2 separate regions of the Homo sapiens genome follow, and region 1 is linked to region 2. Evidence: read pairs that join two places in POLR2A ChIA-PET (ENCODE). Cell type or tissue: IMR-90. All regions are shown on one strand. Links, peaks and the distances in the headings refer to the core of each region. The heading gives the core; the rest is flanking DNA.

Region 1 (2,810 bases), core at 28-2,527, 230 kb after region 2:
CTACCCAGAAGAGACAGCACTTCTTTAGGTCCTGTACGGAAACCATCCAGATGCTTCCATGTGTTGCAGAGGGGATGTTAGCTGAGATCTAGAAAATACCTCTGTTCTGGTAACTGTTAAGGCCTCATTCTCTAAATGCCAAGCTCTAGACTCTAATACTCTCATGACTATAAGGGATTTTGGAGCAGTATCTCCTCTGAGGATTCAAAACTAAAATGCTATTCCTAACAGAGGCTCTGTGGTGGAGACATTTCATTTCTTGCACTAACTAAATGGCTTTTCATTCTCAAGTGACTTTAGAAAGTTCTTTCTTTTACTGATCTAAATGTGCCTCCCTCAAACTTTCTGATCTGTCTACCCCATCTCCCCTGCAGCCACAAAGAACAAACCTGCTCTCTCTACCCACAAATAACCTTCCATCAGGAGCAACAGTGGCCATGTCTTCCCTCTTTCTTCTCCCAAAACCTCCCTGTCAGGCTCATCATCCCTTATTTCTTCCAAGACTTCTCAACTGACCAAATGGTGGTGGGAGGTAACCCGGCATCATGGAGAAAAATACTCAGCTTGAAATTAAATGCCAGGGGGTCTTGTTCTACCACAGTAGTATCAAGTCTTTTGGTCTCTCTAGACCTTGGTTCCCCCATCTATCAATTGAAATGGGTAGACTAGGTGAACTTTGAAGTGGCAGCCTCGGTCCTTAAAATGCTCTTAAGACACCCCAAGCACATTCTGGTCTTGACACATATGGTCTCCTCTGGGATCATATGTCTTCACTTGTACTATAGCATTTGGGAAGCAGAAACAGGCAGAGGAAGAGCCCACTTCATAATGGTCCTTTCTTGGGCTTAAAGAGACACAAAACCTCACCCCCTATTGCACAGAGTGAATGAAGTAAAACTAACAGAAATGTAAAGGACCTGGGGGTTTGGTATTGCTTCACAATAACCCCAACTTCCAGAGGAGTCTAGTCTTCCCTTTTGAGGCAGCTTGTGGAATGTTCCTCCCCTCACACAGTTGTTCACTTGTTCCCCAGGCTTAAGTGGAAAAATCTCCCTTCTTGCTTCCCCTTTTGGAAGACGCAAGATAAATAACTCCTGCATGTGGCTTGGGACAAATGGAACAGAAAAGAAAACATCAAGGAAGGACTTGTCTGAGATAGTTTGAGGTTGAAGGATCAAAGTGAAATAGCAGCTAAAACAAAACAAAACAAAAAGTTACCCTGTCTGAGCTATAATGACAGGGAAGTCATGTTATTGAAGAAATAGCCCAGCTAGGACTGGAAATGTAGTAAGCTTCAGATTAGAAAGACAGGAAGACAGACATTTCCCTGAGTCTGCGTCCTTCATATGAGCAGAGTAACCGCGCTCCCCTCTGTGACCAGGGGAAGGTTTCGCTGGGCGGCTCTTCTGTCTGTCCTGCCTCCTCATCTTCCTGAATTCCTTTTCCAGCTGCACACTCACCCTCCCTGCCACCCCCATCCCTGCTGTTGCAGCCAGAAGAGAAAAATAACTCTAAGTCTTATAGTGCTGCTTCATAGTTTCTAAAGCACTGTCACATAACACTGTCTCCTAGAGCCTTCTGACAATGCTGGGAAGTAGGCAGACAGGCATGGAAGGGTTCTTAGTCCCACTGTCCTAATGGGGAATCTGAGGTTGAGAGGGAGGAAGCACTTGTCCAAAGTCATGCAACAATTCAGGCCCTCTCCAAATAGGCAAGCGTTCTCACTCATGGAGTTGGGGTGAGCCTAATAGGAATTACGCTCAGACAAGTGGGAGTGGGGGAGAAATGCAGAGAGACTGTTAAGAACAGAACGCAAAATCTTGGAATACACCTTAAAAGTTTTGGAAGAAAACTGTAAACACAAACACAAAATCTGGGTCCTGCCCAGCACCCGGTGCTACACCACCAGTCCAAGAGCACTTTTCCCCCAGATGATGAGATGGGAGGGAAGGGAAGCGGCTGAACTATTCCAGATGCACAGCCATCTCCCTGCCTCCCCACGAGATACCTCTCTGAGGCTCTCTAAACTACCACTGACCAAAGAGCCCTGTGTCCATCCTGCAAAGCTAATGGAGTATAACAGTCACCCCAGCAAGGTCAGAACACAGTATCAAACCCCAGCATTCAGAACTCACAGCTGTGATCCTTTGCCAATCAAACCTAGGTGTAGCGTGCCTGGCGAAAATTTAAATTCCCTTCATATAAATGACCAATATTAAACAAAAACTCCCTCCTTTGTATTTCTTTAGTCTGTGATGATGCATACATTTATCATTTTCAGGGTGTTTTCATAATCCAGCACCCCACTGGGGGCTCAAGTCACATATTTCTGCCCAATAGTACAGATGAGAAGACCAAGGCCTAGAGGAAAGGAGAAAACTGCCAACGGCTAACAGCAGTGAGTGAGTGACTGGGTGGCAGGGCTAGGGTGAGAACCCGTGCAACCCTACCCCACCACTGGTATGTCTCTACCTCTGCACACTATTTCCCTTGGCAGCTACCCGCTCCCAGGTGGTCACCTGAATGGGGCTCAGTTGGGCCTTGAACTGGCCTGAGTTCCTGGGAAGGAAAATGCCCAGGGCCAGGGGAGGAAGAGAAGGCATATTTCCCTTGGCATGGTGGCCATCAAATGCAGACAGTTTTAGCCCCCTCCCAGCCGCCACTGCCTCCTGTTCCGTACATCGAGTCCCTTCCTTTTGCCTTTATTTGCTCTGGAGACTGCTGAAAACCCGTCCTTGGCTGCCAGCAGGACCTGAAGCTGAGGTCACTTCTCTCTCTGGAAAGACTCTGAGGATGGAAAAGTACAGCCA
Region 2 (2,810 bases), core at 310-2,809:
TTCTTTCTTTTTATCACCACCACCTCCCCTCCAGTGAGTATCTCAGTTCTTTAAATGCTTGATATCGCTTCAAAGGTCAGATGAGTGAATAGTCTTCTGTTTCTGCTTTTCCTGGCCTGGTGCTGATAACCGCTTCCAAAGTGCATGACTGATTAGCATTACTCACACCTAGGCCAGCTTTTCTCTTTTTCCCATAGAGGAACTCACATGGAATCCGTTTATTTCCATCCAGGCCTTCTCTTGTTTCCCATAGAAGAAGCTCTCACTGAGTCTGTTTACTTCCACCCAGGCCTTGGAAGAATCCTGTACCTCTCTCCTTTGGCCAGGCCTTACTGTGATGAGCACATAAAGGTAGCCTCTACTTAATGGGCATGGGGGCCGATGGATGGGGCATTGTAAATAGGCTGAAATAGGAACCACACGGTGCTGCATTTGGGGTTGTCTCTTCTTTTATCCCCCAAAATATTTCTCTTGGAAGCCTTGACACCCAGGGCCAGTTCTTTTTTTACTTATTATTTATTTTATTTTATTATTATTATTTTTTTGGAGATGAGGTCTCACTATTTTGTCCACGCTGGTCTTGAACTCCTGAGCTCAAGCAGTCCTCCCACCTTGGCCTCCCAAAGTGCCGGGATTACAGATGTGAGCCACCATGCTTGGCCCCAGGGCTAGTCCTTAATGACCATCTCTAGTAGGAAAAGCCACTCTGTGCTTTCCTTTTCCATGAAGTTAGGAAATCTGTCTGTGGGTTACTGAGATGTTCATGTCACTTAGATCACCATCTCCAAGGTAGGGACCTGGCTTCACAATCCAGAGTTTTAAATGGAGCCCATACTGCAGACTTTGTTTAGTGAACTTTCTCACTTTCTGTCCTTGAACTTCTCTGTAGTAATAATCACAATTGCTATCATTAATGAGGGTTTATTATGTTCCAGGCAACATATCTAACATTTATTTATTTTTTCCTCCTATCTTCATAACAATATTGTGATGTAGATGTTATTAATGACATCTTTCAGATGAGGAGACTGTGGCAAAGGGAGATGAATTAACTTGCTCAGAGTCACACTACCAGACTGCAAACTCAGGTGCTTTTTATTATGCAGAATACCCGCTGCAGACCTAATCCTGCCCCAGGCTCTGGGGCCAGCTTTGTTCGCAGGGAGATTTTAAGGAGGGTATATAATTTAAGGTGTGGTAGAAAGAATACTGGACTGGGATGCTGGTTTGCTGGACTGTCATCTCAAATCTTTGATTTGACTCATCCTGGGGCCTGGATGAGTCAGCCTTTGTGTGTGGGCCCTGGTTTTCTGACCCCTAAGAAGGAAGCTGGAGCTTGACCTTCTCTAAAGCTATACCTGGCCCTAACATTTAGTGATCTTCATGGTTGGGAGTAAAAGTGTGCGTGTTTGCCTGTTCAGCAGCTGCTTTGTGCAGAACCTGCTGAGGTCAGCAGCTGCCCTGTAGCTGTTCTAGCATCAGACTCCTACAGGAAAAAGTCTCAATTTATGGAATGTTCTGCTCTGGTAAGTTGGATGGAATTCTATCTGATGCTGTTTTAAAAACAAATTATGTAGAAGCCAAACCATTTTACTTCCCTCACTGTAGACCACACATAGCAACACAGTCTGTGTCTTTGTTCATGTTTTTAGAATTCCATCGACAGAGAGGAGAAAATACATCTGGGGAATTTGCCGCTGCTCTGAGTTCCAAAGTCCAAACCAATGTAATTGTTTCAGAATAACGGATGACACTTTTAGCTTGCAAACAAGGGGCGCCAATGCGTGAATTCTGGTAGGAGGTGAGGCCTAGGGTGTACCTATCATAATAAGATCATATATTTTTTGTAGTGCTTTATATAAATCTACCTATAATCAAGATTACCTAGGAAGCTAGTTAAAAATAAAACGCCTCTTGCCTGTAATCCCATCACTTTGAGAGGCTGAGACAGGTGGATCCCTTGAGGTCAAGAGTTTGAGACCAGCCTGGCCAACACGGAGAAACTCCATCTCTACTAAAAACACAAAAAATTATCTGGGCATGGTGATGGACGCCTGTAATCCCAGCCACTCGGGAGGCTGAGGCAGGAGAATCGCTTGAACCCAGGAGGCGGAGGTTGCAGTGAGCCAAGATCACACCATTGCACTCCAGCCTGGGCAACAGAGGGAGACACCATCTCAAAAAAAAAAAAAGAAGACAAAAAGACAAAAACAACAACAAAAAAACATAGGCTGGGCATGGTGACTCATGCCTGTAATCCCAGCACTTTGGGAGGCCAAGGTGGGTGGACCACCTGAGGTCAAGAGTTTGACACCAGCCTGGCCAACATGATGAAACCCCGTCTCTACTAAAAATAGAAAAAAATTAGCCAGTTGTGGTGGCGCATGTCCGTAATCCCAGCTACTCGGGAGGCTAAGACAGGAGAATTGCTTGAACCTGGGAGGCGGAGGTTGCAGCGAGCCAAGATCGCACCACTGCACTCCAGCCTGGGCAACAAGAATGAAACTCCATCTCCAATAAATAAATTAAAATAAATAAATAAAATAAAATAAAATAAAATGCTAAGGTGGAATCAAGTTGGGCCCAGAAATCTATTTTTTTTTCCTTGACGTATGTTTCATTTAACCCAATATATCCCAGATATTATCATTGCAATATATAATCAGTATAAAGATTATTAATTCATGGGATATTTCACAATTTTTTTGTTACCAGTTCATTGAAATCTAGTGTGCACATTTCAATTTTACCCAAGTGTATTTCAAGTGTAAGATAGCTATTTATGGCTAGTGGTTACTGTACTGGATGGT

Evidence for each region. ChIA-PET counts read pairs that join two places held together with the same protein. Peaks named below come from ENCODE experiments on the same cell type or tissue, not always from the same donor. Only the 100,000 strongest peaks of a DNase experiment are listed, where the experiment ranks them.
Region 1: POLR2A ChIA-PET joins it to region 2 with 15 read pairs; 3 of 35 experiments call an interaction of 5 or more read pairs at or near these places.

What each region holds. Positions count from the first base shown.
Region 1 is chr5:151,676,939-151,679,748 of GRCh38, forward strand. The region is part of intron 1 of SPARC (secreted protein acidic and cysteine rich); the gene reads right to left. It overlaps CLMAT3 (colorectal liver metastasis associated transcript 3), which reads left to right and starts at 7. Exons shown (of 5, transcript NR_109873.1): 1 at 7-109; 2 at 2,282-2,398; 3 at 2,718-2,810. In IMR-90, for the core only: no CTCF peak of the experiment used is centred there; a DNase peak (open chromatin) is centred at 1,463; H3K27ac peaks cover 1,792 bases.
Region 2 is chr5:151,450,691-151,453,500 of GRCh38, forward strand. The region is part of intron 1 of SLC36A1 (solute carrier family 36 member 1); the gene reads left to right. Among named protein-coding and RNA genes, the nearest start is that of SLC36A1, 4.5 kb to the left of the region's middle. RefSeq lists an enhancer at 1,346-1,515 and a cis regulatory region at 1,431. In IMR-90, for the core only: no CTCF peak of the experiment used is centred there; DNase peaks (open chromatin) are centred at 1,301 and 1,561; H3K27ac peaks cover 619 bases.